Linked DNA regions of Mus musculus: regions 2 and 3 are each linked to region 1. The links are chromatin loops, found by intact Hi-C in ENCODE. Cell type or tissue: left cerebral cortex. All regions are shown on one strand.

Region 1 (5,000 bases):
TATTGTGTCTTTTGTTAACAGCCCTAAGCCTTGGCAGGTGAAAGCCTGTTTCTGCCACCAGGCCCAACTCAGACTTCTGTCTGCACCAGGAGGCCACCTCTTGCCACCTCTGCCACATTATCTTTGTCCACCTGCCATCAGCTCAGTGTGGGTCAAAGCACAGGCCTCCTGGTTCAGGGGCTTCCACCCTAGGCCAATCAACTGCCCAACCACCCTTAAGCAGCCAAGCCGATTCTCTTCCAAAGGAAACCCTCCCATGAACTATTTTATTTTATTTTATTTACTGTATTTTTTGAGACTAGGTTTCTCTGTGTAGCCCTGGCTCTGTCCTGCAACTCACTCTGTAGATCAGGCTGGCCTGGAACTCACAGAGCTCCACCTGCCTCTGCTTCTCAAGTGCTGGGATTAAAGGCTTGTGCCACCACCCCTGGCTGACTTAGTTTTAAATGTTTATTTATAGTTCTCTGTGTGTGTGTGTGTGTGTGTGTGTGTGTGTGTGTGACTCCGTGCATGTGGAAGTCAGAGGACTTTCTTCCATCTTTACATGACTCCGATGGACCTAGCTCAGGCTGAAAAGCACCTTATACTGCCAAGCCATCTCCCCAACCCTTTCCTCCACTTCCCAACACGGCCCGGGTGAACTTATTGGCATTTTTCCTGAGGGGCTGGAAAGAAGGCTCAGCTGTTAGGAGCGCTTGTCGCTCTTGCAGAGGACATGGGTCCCATTCCCAGCACCGGCACAGTGGCTCACACCCACCGGGAACTCCCGTTTCAGAGGATCTGAAGCCCTTGTCTGACTTTTGGGGACGAGAGATTTGGATGCACAATCATGGTGGGCCTGGAACTGGCCAGTCACAGCAGGATGACCTTGAACTTGCAATGCCTTCTGAATGGCAGATCCAGAAGCCCAATACTCGTGCTTCCCCTCTCCCTTTTGACAGAGTCTGGCCAGATTGGCCAGATTGGCCAGATTGGATTACAAGCAGGTATGGGCTCTCACACTATTGGTGACCCTGCGGTGTGGCTGGAGACAGCTCTATACTGCCCCCTGCAGTCTGCAGCCTTAGTTCTTTCCAGAGACTTCCTCTCAGGTAAATCCAGGAAGAATTCTTTTTCTTTTCTGCTTTCGAGACAAGGCTGACCTCTGATGTAGCCCAGGCTGGCCTCTGATGTAGCCCAGGCTGGCCTCAATCTCACTAAACAGCCGGGGATGATGACCTTTGACCCTCTGGTCCTTTTAGCTCAGTCTCCCCAGGACTAGGGCTTAAACTTTCATGTACTTGAGCAAGCACTCTGCCAACCGAACTATATGCTCAGTCCCAAGATTCGAAAGGAACAGGACATTTATTTACTGTGTGTGGGAGGCATACATGCCACCACAAGGCACATATATGGTGACTGAAGAACAAAGTTGTTGGTTTTTTTTTTTTCCCCACCATGTGGTCCCAGGTGAAGCTTAGCCCCTCAGTCTTGGTGGCAGGCCCATTTAACCCACAAGCACTACCAGCCTAGGCCCAGGACTTTTGGCCTGGCCACAGAAAAAAAAATTCAAGATGAGTATGACGAGGTCGTTTTCCTGTGTTTTGTGTTTGACACTTTGGTGTATGCATACACACATGTGCAGGCCACAGAGCAGCTTTCAGGAGTTAGTTCTGTTCCGTAGGGCTTGGCATTGGCCCCTTTACCTCCTGAGCCAACTCACTGGTCCCTTAGAAGTTTTCTTTAAGAGAGGCACCAGGAAAGGGTAAAACACCTGTGAACACTTGGCTGTGAGCTTAAGAGAGCTGGGCTGCTTTTAGAAACCCCAGCTACCTGCTGCCCCTGACTTCTGAAGGCAGGGCTCACAGTGCGGCTAAGGAATTTCTTGGGTGGTTGGGCCCTGATGTGCCAAGGATGGTGGGACTGTAGCCGAGGAGATGAAACTCTCTTTCCCAGGGGCTGCACGGGAAACTTGGGTGCTTTCTCTAACAGAAATCTGTCTTTTTGGGAAAGTCCCAGGAAATGTGTGAGTGGGGAGCGAGGTCATGCTCTCAGTAATCTGTCTGTGCTCAGGCCTTAAGAACACTTTACTGGGGCTGGAGAGATGGCTCAGCGGTTAAGAGTACTGACTGCTCTTCTGAAGGTCCTGAGTTCAAATCCCAGCAACCACATGGTGGCTCACAACCATCCGTAATGAGATCTGATGCCCTCTTCTGGTGTGTCTGAAGACAGCTACAGTGTACTTACATATAATAAATAAATCTTTAAAAAAAAAAAAAAAGAGGACATCTTACTGCTGGGAGGTGCAGAGACGGGCTCCACAGCAGGTGGAATAGCCTATCTACTTCATAAGCCAAGCCTGAAGACCTGAGTTCAGGACCTAGAACCCAGAGGTAGGATAGAAATGACTCCACAAGTGTCCTCTGACCACCACATGCAGGCCCCAGTATACTATTTTTAAAATTTTTCTATTGATATGTATGGGTGTTTTGCCTGTATGTACATATATTTATGCAGTATGTACATGCAGTACCTGCAATGGCCAGTAGGTGGTACCAAATCCCCTGGAACAGCTCATTGCGAGCCACCAGGTGGTGCTGGTACTTGAAGCCAGGACCTCTGGAAGAGAGACCAGGGTTCTTATCCACTGAGCCATCTCTCTAGCCCTTTGTTTACTATTACCACCCTTTGAGACAGGGTCTTTTATGTAGTCCCAGCTGGCTCTGGAACTTATTCTGTAAACCAGGCTGGCCTCAAACCCAGGAGATCCATCTGTCTCTGCCTCCAGAGTACTGGGATTAAAGGTACATGCCACCACTCAGCCGGTTCAAGCCTTCTCAAGTTCTTTGTTTTTAAAAATTCCATTTATTTGGGATGTGTGTCTTGGGATTTCTACTGCTTCAAGGAAACACCATGATCAAACAACTTGGGGAGAAAATGATTTATTTGGCCATAAACTTCCACAGCACGGTCCATCATCAAAGGAAGTCAGGACAGGAACCCAAGCAGGGCAGGAACCTGGAGGCAGGAGCTGAAGCAGAGGCCATGGAAGGGTGCTGCTTACTGGTCTGCTCAAACTGCTTTCTTATGGAACTGAGGTCCACCAGCCCAGGGATGGCCCCACCCACAATGGGCTGGGCCATTCTCCAAAAATCACTAATTAAGAAAATGCCCTACAGCAGAATCTTATGGAGACATTTCCTCCATTGATGGTCTCTCTCTCTCCATGATTCTAGCTTTTGTCAAGTTGACAAAGAATCCAGCAGTGTGTGTGCATGTCATATCCATGTGTGGAGAATTTGCAAGGGTCAGTTCTCTCTCACCATGTGTGTCACAGAAACTAAGCTAAGGTCATTCGGCTGGTGGCATGAGCTGTTACCCAGAATCATCTCAGCAGTCTTAGTTTTAATATCCATATATGAAAATTTTTTTACGTGGGCAGCCTTCTTGGCACACATTAATTGTGCTGGAATTTTTGTTCTCAGCTAATGTGTGAGGCTTCCCTTGTTCGTTTAATTTTATCTTGCCTTATACCTGGCTTTCCTAGTTCCTTTGTATAGTCTGAACCCCACAAGGTACATCTCAGCATACAGTAGGTCTCTACAGAGAACTTGGGCATGTTAGCTGAATGGAAGACCACCTGCCTGCCATATGTGTTGCCCTAGGTTCCACCCCTGTACAGAAGTAGACAGATGCCTGAATGGGGGTGGGGAGGGGTGTCTCTCACCCTCCAGTCCCAACTGCTCAAGAGGATGAGACAGAAGGATCGTTCTTTGGGAAAGTGACATATCTGTTAAGCGTTATTAAGTGGGGGGGGGGGGGGGAACTACCTAGGGTGGAAGGGGCCCTGAAGGAGAACACCCAGAAGGTCCCATAAAGACCTCAGCAGTACCAGGCCAGTTTTAAGCAATACAGACTAGACAGTTCAAGTTATCTTCGGTGTTGAAAGCCCAGTGGGCAATGCGCTTGCTACGCAAGCACGAGGACCTCAGTTGGTATTCCCAACATCCACACAGAAGCCAGGGATAGCTGTTGGCATCTGTAACCATAGGGACAGGGAGACTGAGAAGGAGGATCCCTGGGAGTTGTTGGCTAGCCACTATGTCGCGTCCCTAGTTTCAGGTTCACTGTCTCATAACTAAGGTGGAGCGTGAGTAAGGAAGACATCTGATAACCTGGGACCTCCTAATGTACCCCACCCACCCCCGCACACACAAAGGTTAAGAAAAATTTGTTGGGATAGTTCAATGAGTAAAGGCGGTGCCGCCAACCCGTATTACCAGAGTTCAATGCCGAGGACCAACACGGAGGAAGGCGAGAATGAAACCCCTCAAGTTGTCCTGGATCTCATTTTCACATCTACCACACCAACCAATAAACCAATGGGGAATGTCCAACCTCTGCCTTGCTAGCTCTCAACTTTTATAATCGGAGTAAGTACACTGTCTAGCGTTTCAAAGACCCTCTGTCTACTCTCCCCACAGCAGGGGAAACTGAGGCCGCCTCGGAACGCGCCTGCGGACTCCCTCCGCTCCGCACAGCCGGCCCGGACGCCCAGAGAAACCACTTTCCCCCATTCTGAGCCCTGGGATTCTCACGCGGGGCGGACGGCTTGGCTCACAGCTGAGTCACCCAGATCTCAAAAGTTTCCTCCAAATCTTTCCCGCCCGGGGACCGGAAAAAAAAAAAAAAAAAAAAGTCCGGATGTCCCAAGGCCAGATCGTCACACAGCCTGGCCGGAAAAAGCCCACAGAAAGCCCCAGAGGTCGTCCCACTCCCAGGCCACAGAGAGGACAGCGCAGAGGGTCGCCCTGGGAGGCCAAGCCCCGCCCCTGCCCGCAGCGGAAACCGGAAGCAGCCGCCGGCCCCGCTAGCCCTGCGGCGCCGAACTCTGTAGTCTCGGAAGCTCGCAGGATAGGGGAGAAGATGGCGGAGGAGGAGTGAGTGCGCGGCTTCGGGTAGCGGAGGCGGCAGGGCCGGGCCGGCGGGCGACAGCGGGCCTGGAGCGCCCGGGTGGAGTG
Region 2 (5,000 bases), 350 kb before region 1:
GCAAGTACTCCACTGACTGAGTCTCATCCCTCACCTTGATGTTACCTCTCCAACACCCTCCGGTGGGGTGGTCTGGGTGTGATGCTGTCTACACGAATAAGGGCTAAGCTAGGTTACCCTTGAGGTGAGTATGGAGCTTGTGGGAGGTAATTCATTGCCCTTGGTGGGTTTGGTGCTATTAGGATGGAGAGAAGGTCACAGGGGATTGATTGCATAGGTGACTCCCTCGGCATTCAGAGCACTAAGATTTGGGACGAGGTTGGGAAGAACAAGAGTACAGGTGGCCAGCACACCAACAGGAGCTCCATCTGTTCCCAGCTCCTTGACACCGAGAGAACTGTTTCCCTGAGCCTTGGCCCCCTCCCGGTCAGAGCAGGACCTCAGTTAGCTTGTCCCGAAGTCACCAAGGAGCCATCTCTCTGAGCAGCCAGGCATGCATCCAGAGATGTCTACTCCTCTGCCCACAGACATGATAGAGGCAAACCCTTGGCTGCCAGCAGGTTAATTACCCAGATGGAAACTGACAGGAGAGAGAGAGCCCTGCCCCGGCAGAGATCAACAGCTCTATTCCCTTCTTGGCAAGCATCCAGGCTAGCCTGGAGCGCAGACACAAGGTGTCGGGAAGCCCTTGAGAGCAAGCACACTTGCCATTATCTCTAGATGAAAAGCCACACCTTGGGACCCCTGGCTCCAGGAACCCCATCATCTAGGAAGGGATTCTGTTTGTTGGAATGACCTGGTCAGGTTGCTGATAGGTGACAAGTCTTCTAAGTGTTGGACTGAAGCTGGGGGTCAGAAGCTGTACAAACATGAGTAAAATGTACTCGTAGGTTGGTAGGATGGTTCAGTGGTTAAGGGCTGTGTTCAGCCAAGCCCGACGATCTGAGCTCAATCTTCAGGACCCAGGTGGTGAAGAAAACATCAATCCCCACATGGGTACAGTGACATCACCTCCAATAAATGAATAAATAATGCAAGTTAATAATGGGGAAAAATGGTTATTGCGGACAAGCTAACCCTCCCCATGTGGTTATTGCAGACAAGCTAACCCTCCCCATATAATGTATTTAGACGACAGACACTCCTCCTGCCTGTCACCCGCTCTTCTCCCTCTCCCATCAATGCCCATTCCTCGTCTAAATAAGGCCATCTTCTACTTTTTTTGCCTTTTAGGTGTGACCCAATGAATTTCATTAGTCTGTTTACAGAAAGGAACAGGGGCACCTTGCAAGTGGTTACACCATTGAAGGGTGTTATTGGTTCGGATGGTTAATATTGTCAGTTTGACAGGATCTAGATTCTCCCAGGAGACAAGTCTCAGAGCCTGCCTGTGAGGGTTTATCTAAATTGAGAAGGTAGGAAGACCCATCCCATGGTCTGCCCCGCTTCCTCCAGTAAAAAGGACAAAGGGCGTTGAGCGCATTCCTTTCATTGCTCTATGCTTCCTGACTACATATGCGGTGTGACCATCTTCATCCCGCTCGTTACTTCTCTGGCCATGGCAGGCTGCACCCTGCGCTATAAACCACAATAACCCTTCAATATTTTTCTCAAGTATTTCGTCGCGGCAAAGATACGTGTAACTAATAAACTGTCGTAATGGACGGTTGGAAATAAGACCCCTACCAGGCCGCTGGGAGATGCGCACCCTTCTCTCTGTGTTTCTTTTCTGGCCTTATCTTAAGTAGCTGTCCCTGCAGAAGCCAGAATGGCCAAAAACGGGGACGCCTTAGGGATATACACACCCTACCAACCCCTTTCTCTAGTCCCCGAGAATCATTTCCAGAGAGACCCTAATTGGCTCTGCTTGGAGTGCAGGTTCATTCCTGAGCCAATCACCAAGGCCCGGAAGATAGGAAGCTCTGATTGGTCTGGTCTGGAGGTAGGCGTGATTCCTGGACCAGGCACTTTTTGGGGTCGGCCTTTGGGTCTTCAGGCAAGCACCAGGAGTCACTTCCCAGTCAACTCTAATAGGCAGAGCCCTCGGAAGATAACTCTTCCAGGGCCACGGAGTGCTGGTGGGCACAGAGGGGCAGGGTAGGAGGGGCCAGGCAGTTTTGAGCCATCCCTGAAAAAGCCTATCTACGCCTTCAGGCTGCCCAGCAGGAAGGCCACCAGGGGGCAGTAGCCCCTCGTAGTCATCAGGGTCTCCGCAAGCATGAGGCACTTTCCAGCAGGGGGCACTGGTCATCGTCTTATTCTCTTATTTTGGATACCTTGGATTGAGCTTCCTGTAAGGCTCTGAATGAGACATGGTCTCACCCTAGCAGAGATACTTTAAGCCCACTAGCAAGGCAATTCTGGCATTGGCGTTAGGATCCTCCAGCACGCCAGGCTGCACCTGGGAGATTCTCCCTAAATGGTTCTCTTGGTACTTCTTTTATTTTGTAAATTAGTATCCTTTGCAAAACGTATTGTTGAGCACAAGTCTTCAGCCGCCCTTTTCCAGCTGGCCCCACCTTTATTGGCTCTTTGGTTTCCTGTAGACTGTGGTAACACCTGCCTTGCGGGCTTTCCCCACCCCATCCGAAGAGATGATTTGTTCAGCAAATTTTATGGAATTGGGTTCTGTCTGGGGGTTGAACACAGAAGCTAAAACACAGAGGCTGGGGAATGACTGTGTTGGTCAAGTGCTTGCTGTGTTAAGCATATGCACTTGAGTTTGGGACAAATAAAAGAGGGCACTGCCCGAGCCATTCATAGTGTGTGCTGGCGCCTAGTAGGCATGTTACAGGTCTTCCCATTCAGACATTTTGAGACCAGGGCTATTCACTCTGTTATTATTATTTGAGATAAAGTTTTATGTAAACCAGGTTGGTCTCCAACTGGTTATGTAGCTGAGTGTGACCTTGAAGTCTTGACCAGATTCTCCTGTCTCTGTCTCCTGAGTCTTGAAATTATAAATGTTGCCACCGTGCTCATATTTAAAGTTGTTTTTTTTTTTCATTTTCATTTGTATGGGTGTCATATTTGCATGTCTGTGCCTGGTGACCTTGGAGACTGGAAGAGGGTGCCAGATCCCCTGGACCCGGAGTTATAGACAGTTGTGAACCGCCATGCAGGTGCTAGGAACTGAACCTTGGTCACCTGCAAGAACAGCCAAGGCTCTTAATCACTGAGCAATCTCTCAAGTCCCCAACACACACACACACACACCCGTTTTGTAACAGGATTTGACTATGTAGCCTGGGTTGGCCTAGAACTGGATATGTTCACCAGGCTAGCCTTAAACTCATATTCTCCTACATTTGCTTACCAAGTGCAGGGATTAAAGGTATATGCCACAATGCCCAGACAGGCTGGTCTTGTATTCTCAATGCTCTGACACCGTCTTCCCAGTGCTGGGATACAGGCCCATGTTATCTTTGACTACTTGGGTGATGTTTACAGGATATTGGTTAAGTAAGGAACAAGTGTTTGGTGGGGGGGGGCACCTATAGTCAGAGGTCTACTATCAAGATCAGAGTCTGGCCAGCCCCAGGTGGCCTGCTGTGTCCTCCCTCTGCATGGAGGAGACCACACAGCCTGCCTATGGCTCAGGCTCCTTCCACCAGTTCATAAGCAGGGCTTTTGTTTCGAGATGTAACTGAGATAAAGTGAAATGTGCCCTTGGGCACACTGTTCCGTTTGCTTACATAAAGTTGGCCATGTGTGTGTGTTTCTGTGCATGTGCACACAGCATTTTCATGTGCACACTTGTGCCTGTTCTTGTGTGCATGGACATGCACTGGTGTGCACACCAAGAGGTCAGAAGACAACTTTTAGGAGTCATTTTGCTCCTGCCCCCCATGGGTTCTGGGATCAAACCCAGATTTCCAGACTTGAGCTACAAGTCCTTGACTTGTTAGCCCCGAATACATTTATGTTAAACAGAAACTTAGATTGCAGGATAAACTGTATACTTTGTCCAGATGACTGCAGAATCTAGAAAGGCTGTTGTTATGGTCACTGCCTAACACACCATGATTATTGACATTTTAATTTTTGTTTAAAGATTTATTTTATGTATGTGAGTGCACTGTTGCTCTCTCCACACACACCAGATGAGGGCATTGGATCACATTTCACATGGTTGTGAGCCACCATGTGGTTGCTGGGAATGAACTTAGGACCTCTGGAAGAGCAGTCAGTGCTCTTAACTGACTAAGCCATCTCTCCAGCCCCTATTATTGACTTTTTCATATAAATGGAAATATATATGCCTGTATAGGTATAGTACACATTTTTGGAGCTGCTGACTGTGATTGTCAACTTTGGATAATGTCTTCCAGGTCTTTGTGCTGAGTTGACAGGGAACAGAAGTTAACAGCCATACTGACCTAGAACCATGAAATGTTCTAGGAACTTGTCCCTAATTTGTACAAGGGTAAGACCCTGACCTAAATATCGAAGTCTTCTTCACAAGGGTTTGACCGGCGATACTAATAATCTACATGGTGAAAAGCAGAAACAAACCTGTAAAGAGGAAATGTTTATTACAGTTATAAGTGAATGGAGTTCAGGATGTGGCTCAGATGATGGAGAACTTGCCCGGAGAGCAGGAAGTGTGGGTTCCATTCCAATAGCAGACAAACCAGGTGTGCTCAGAAGGATCAGAAATTCAAGGTCATCCTTAGCTATAGAGAAAGACTGAGGCCCCGCCTGTCTCAATAACAAAGGGTAAATAAAAGATGGAGTAGCCAGCATTAGCGTTCCACACCTGTGACTCTAGTACTCAGGCCCCTCTCCACACCTGTGACTCTAGCACTCAGGCCCCACCCCACACCTGTGACTCTAGCACTCAGGTCCCGCCCCACATCTGTGACTCTGGCACTCAGGCCTCGCCCCACAGCTGTGACTTTAGCACTCAGGCCCTGCCCCACATCTGTGACTCTAGTACCCAGGCCCTGCCCCACACCTGTGACCCTAGCACTCAGGCTCCTCCCCACAGCTGTGACTCTAGCACTCAGGCCCCGCCCCACACCTGTGACTCTAGCACTCAGGCCCCACCCCACACCTGT
Region 3 (5,000 bases), 120 kb before region 1:
CCCACCCAGACCCAAGCATCTTGTCTTCTGTAACCCCTAACCCTCTGAGTCCTGTTCTCAGCACCTCCTCCCCCCTCCTCCAGGAACTGATCCTCCAGGCCAAAATGGCTCTTTCCCTGATGCCCTCGCCAGATTACAACTTCCCACCTGCTATTTTTGCTTGGTGGTCTTCAGCCCCTTAAACACAATACAGAAGATGGTACCACACAAAGCGGGGAAGATGGCAGCTCCCAAGGACTTCCCCACCCCCCAGGCCTGGGGTCCCACCCTGGCCTCTTCTTCCATCACTCCTTACCACCCTGACATCTTTGCTCTTCACTCTTGCCCCCCAGTGGGCGACGTCCCTAGAAACTGTGAAATCCCACCATATACAGCCCCAACTCCATCTTTCTTAGTATGTGCCCAGCCTCCTTCCCGGTCCCACGGGTCCTGCTGAGTTTTGCCTGCACTTTGGTGCTGTGAGCACACATCTTCCCTTTCCCGGGTCTCCAGCTCTACCCCACATGGCCTCCACTTTGACCAAGTAAGGACCAGCCAGCAGCCTTCTTTCCCAGAACATTCTATGGACTGAGAGTGGTCCCTTCTCTTGTCGGCAGTGACTAGATGCAGGTAAAGAGAATACTGGGGGATGAGGAGGTGGGATGGGTGGAGAGAGCTCGGTGGTTATGAGCACGGACTACTCTAGCGAAGGAGAATCTGAATTCAATTCCCACCACCACCATGGTGGCTCGTTAACTCTAGGTCCAGGTGAGCAAGAGCTCTCTTCTGGCCTTTGTGGGCCTCAACCATGGAAGGGAGGGAGGGAAGGATGACGGACAGACAGACAAGACAGCAGAGCTGGGGCTCTGTTGATGAGAGCTGGCGAACAAGCACGGAGGCCTGGACGCTAATCCCAGCACCACACAAACTGAGCTTGGTGGTACATAGCTACCAGAAGTTCACGACCATCCTCAAGTACACACACAGAACAAGTTAGGGCCAGCCTGGGCTACGAGATGGGAAAATAAGTCAAAATGCACACACACCGGGAATGACAAGCCTTCAATTCCTAACAGTTTGTGATTACAACACGAGCAGGATCTGGCAGAAAGAACCCAGGACTGCCCACCGAGAATGTTCTGGCAGAAAGAACCCAGGACTGCCCACCGAGAATGTTCTGGAGCCAGATCTTCATTCCCTGGTGTCGCCAGTGTGTGGTGTTCTACAGAGGAAGGGAAACCACCCTGAGAGGCAGCTAGACAGAGAGACGACTACCAAGGTTTGGTTATTGAATATGTATTTTTTACTGAAAAAATCATTCATAAATTAACATACAAAAATGTACAAACACATGAGTGAACAATGTAATGACAAGGACTATTTCTGTGAAAAGTGTTTTTAAAACATCTTTAGGTTTCAGTGCAAAAATGTACCCCTGGCACCTTTTAAAACAAAGAGCAAGCTCACAACAGAGACAGTAATGCTGGGCTAAGCTGGCTGCGTCAGTGCCTCAATCTGTTGGTGGTGGGTACGTCAGTGTGTACGCCGCGGCTCTGTGCTGTCCTCTGAGGAAGGGAAGCGATGACAGAGTCCCCTGACAGAGTCCCCCATTTTAACAAAATTAAGGTTTTGCAAATACCCCCTCCCCCGAAGAACCCCTGTGCAGAGAGGGGCCTTGCGCGCACACACAAGGCAGGCAGTTGAGGAGGTCATCTAAGGGTCACTCGTCTGTAGCACTCAGTCATCTGGGCTGCCACAGTACACCAAGGTCACACTCCATTGTCACTGTCATTTTTTTCAAGCAATGACCTACGCTGTGGCTCAGTGGTAGCTTTGGCTGTGACACTGCCCACTCGGTACGTGACTGGGTGGCCAATGACAGACAGTGCCCACAAAAGTCCACACTAAAAACAAACTTGGACATGATTGCAACAGGACAGAAGCGACCCTACTTGAGCAGTAAAAAGACCTTTGTCCCCAAATCTGCATTTTCCCTCTTCAATTAAGTATCAGCCTTTGGCTCAAAACAGTACCCTGTGGCTAGTGTAAGATTGCAGCGCTTCAGCCAGGATACATGCCGCGTGCACCGTTGTCCCTCCAAAGGACACCATGGCTCCAGCACAGTGAAGCACTCCTGGCCTTTGGTATGGAAACAGAAGAATGAGGGAGAGAGGGCTGGGCCGTGACTCAGTGGCAGAGCACTCGCCTAGCGTGGTGGGCCACGGGCTTCATTGCCAGCACTGTGAAACTAACCAAGGGAGGCGGAGGGAGGGTGGAGACCGGGCGGAACCCAGGCTTTATTGCTGTGTGTACCGTAAGACAAGGCAGGTCAACGCAGCGGTGCAGCTCCTTGCCCAGCGCAAACAGATGACGCGGCTCACCAGCTCTCAAGGGCAGACACCTGCTCTCTCATATGAGCGGGAAGCACTCTGCAGTGCCATCTGTTCCCTAGTTACCACACTAGTCTACAAAAAGAACAAAACACAAGAAAAAACAAGGCCTGGCCAATCACTCCCACAGTCTGTGGGGATCATCTGTCCTCAGAACCAACTGTGTGATGCAAAACCCCACCCCCACATATCTACATCCCACCCCCACCCATGTAAACCATGAACATCAAGGGTGCTGAAGGCAAAGAGGCAAAGAGCTTGAGGCCAGAAGAGAGCGTTCCTCACCACACACGATCCCTGCTTTAGGGACTGGGGGTGCAGTGGAGGCAGACACAGGAAGGAGGTGCCCTTTTCAGTGCCCTTTAGGAACTCATGTCAGGGAGCAGGGGAGACTGCTGGGCTGACTGGCCCCTGGCTGACATGCACCCCAGGGCCACCTGCTCCTGGGCTGAGCCCTCCTGACCAACTGCTTCTTAGCACAGCACAGTGGCTTCCTAGAAACTAAAGAGGGAAACGGAGAAATCACTGAAGCCAGCTGGTCATGCAGGCACAGCCCAGAGAAACTGTGGCCAAGTTCCAAAGAAAAAAGGGAACGGTCACCCAGCAGCCACTGTGTGTGTGAGGAGGTGTAGGGAGCTGGACTGTGCTACACAGCACAGGCTGACCTGGAACTTGTGACACAGCTCACACTGGCCTCATATCTCCTGGTCTCTAGCTCCCGCCATCCATACTGGAGTGATAAGCCTGTGCCCTGGGCCTTTGCCTCCCCTCCCCTGCACATCCCAGCTGGCTCCGCTGGGTCTGTAAGAGGGGAGAGCACTGTGCCCCTAACAGCAGTTCCAGCTTAGGGGCTGAGTCTCCAGGAGGAAGTCCTTGGGGGAAGGGGCTAAAGGAGGGGACAGGAAAGGAGGGGCAGAGCAGAGAAGAGGGGCTACAGTGACCGGAGGTTCTTTGTTCCACCCTGCATCCACTTCCTTCCTAGATGACAGGGACTTGGGTGATGACACTCAACTGCGTGGGAACTGGGGTGTTTGCCACCCAAGGTGATCTAACATATGAGGCCCTCACTTTGATGTGGAGCCAGCTATAAAATTAAACTTTAAAAAGGCATTTTACATGGCTTATTTACAACTGCACTTCTTCAAGAAGTGACTGTTATATGTCTATCACACCAAGTCCCTCCCCTCTGTCCTCAGTCCCCACCCAAAGCAGAAAATTTTTCTTTAAAAAAAAAAAAAAAAAAAACCACCAAAAAAAAAAACAACCCCAAAACCCCACAAACAAACCAAAACCAAAACAAAACAAAACAAAACAAAACAAAAAAACCCAAACAAACAAAAACCCCTAAACTAAGCCAAATGAAAAATGAAAACCAAAGAGAACTGTAGAGATGCAGAGACGGGCCTTCAGGCCAGGGGGCTTGGCCACCCATCTATCCAAGGGGCACCTAGCCTGGCCCTGCAGTTCTATGGGTTGCAGCTGAGACAGGACCTGGGGGCGGTGGGGGGGGGGGGACGGACAGGGACGGACGGAAGGGAGTGGCAGGGCAGACATCTGTCTTGTGGAATAGACACCAGTGCTGATGACAGGTGTCCTCAAGTCTCCTGTCCCTGTTGGGCCCTACAGCGAAGGCCTTTGTGCGTGTGCTCTGTGACAGTTTTCTGGAACCCCTATGGTCCTGTGCTCCACTCTCTTCTGTCCTCCTGTGTTGACCCCCAGGATGGCGGGTCGCAGCCCGTCCAAGGGAGCGGTGGGTAGGTGAGTGCGGCTTCTCTTCGCATCTCAGTACTCAGTCACCTGAGCCAGCTCGGGTGTCAAGTTGACAGTTATGTTTTTATACAAGGCGTCGTACGTGACATTCGCAGAGTAGTTCAGGTTGTTGAGGCCATCCAGTCCTTGCCGCTCCTTTGACTTCCTCAGCAGAGCGTACCTGGGGAGCCGAGGACAGAGAGGGAGGAGAGCTGACGCCCAGCTTTACAAGTCCAGGGCAGATGCCTGGACCCGTCTTCCAGCATCTCATCTAATGCCTCTGAGGCCCAAGGAAACGGAGGCTCCAGAGACGAATCCCAGGTCAGAACTGGGGAGCTCCGGAGATTACAGAGGAGGGGCAGAAAGAAGTCAGGCTTAGAGCCCTACCACTCCCTTGTAGATACCTTTACAGCACAGGGGTTAGCAGAAGGTGACCTCAACTCTATCTCACCAATGGTCACCTAAAATGTCTACCCTGGCTCATCAGGACAGATGCACACCCATGGTGCCCGCCACACACTGTGGCAGAGCTGGTGCACGCAGCAATTTCAGCAGTGAGGGGTCAACGGCAGGAGGATGGAGAGCTGGAGGCCAAGCCAAGCATAGACACGGCCGCAAATGACAAAAGCAACAGAATGGGCTGGCTGAGAAAGCTGAGGGGAGAAATCAGCTACCAGCCACCCTGAGGACCAATAAACAGCACCAACCTGCCAAGAAACTGGACCTCTCCTCGATGGTGGTGAGGAATGGACTTGTATTTTCCTGTGTCCCCTTCTGGCCGGCTCACAGAATAGCCTGCATTTTGTACCCTGTCCAAAACCAAAGGAACAACAGTGAGCCGCGGAGACCCAGAGACTAGTAAGCTTTAAGACACCTCTCGAC

What was found. Hi-C counts contacts between places; a loop is a spot of excess contacts. Peaks named below come from ENCODE experiments on the same cell type or tissue, not always from the same donor. Only the 100,000 strongest peaks of a DNase experiment are listed, where the experiment ranks them.
Region 2: a loop joins it to region 1, with 5 times the contacts of the local background. A loop is called at or near these places in 16 of 42 quality-filtered maps.
Region 3: it touches region 1 in a loop (2.2-fold over the local background); 4 of 42 quality-filtered maps call a loop at or near these places.

The regions. Positions count from the first base shown.
Region 1 is chr2:167,416,847-167,421,846 of GRCm38, forward strand. It overlaps Slc9a8 (solute carrier family 9 (sodium/hydrogen exchanger), member 8), which reads left to right and starts at 4,864. Exons shown (of 17, transcript NM_148929.3): 1 at 4,864-4,919. The coding sequence starts at 4,906. In left cerebral cortex, CTCF peaks have their summits at 1,054 (motif pointing left) and 2,537 (motif pointing right); DNase peaks (open chromatin) are centred at 1,043, 2,526, 4,061, 4,309 and 1 more place; H3K4me3 peaks cover 1,121 bases; H3K27ac peaks cover 907 bases.
Region 2 is chr2:167,070,059-167,075,058 of GRCm38, forward strand. Gm39984 (a long non-coding RNA gene) reads right to left here. Exons shown (of 3, transcript XR_866968.1): 3 at 4,459-4,641. Among named protein-coding and RNA genes, the nearest start is that of Gm39984, 6.7 kb to the right of the region's middle. In left cerebral cortex, a CTCF peak has its summit at 2,130 (motif pointing right); DNase peaks (open chromatin) are centred at 1,851 and 2,123; H3K4me3 peaks cover 1,412 bases; H3K27ac peaks cover 1,441 bases.
Region 3 is chr2:167,297,185-167,302,184 of GRCm38, forward strand. B4galt5 (UDP-Gal:betaGlcNAc beta 1,4-galactosyltransferase, polypeptide 5) reads right to left here. Exons shown (of 9, transcript NM_019835.2): 8 at 4,826-4,927; 9 at 1,260-4,299. The coding sequence ends at 4,152. Among named protein-coding and RNA genes, the nearest start is that of B4galt5, 49 kb to the right of the region's middle. In left cerebral cortex, no CTCF peak of the experiment used is centred here; DNase peaks (open chromatin) are centred at 2,423 and 2,928; H3K27ac peaks cover 1,102 bases.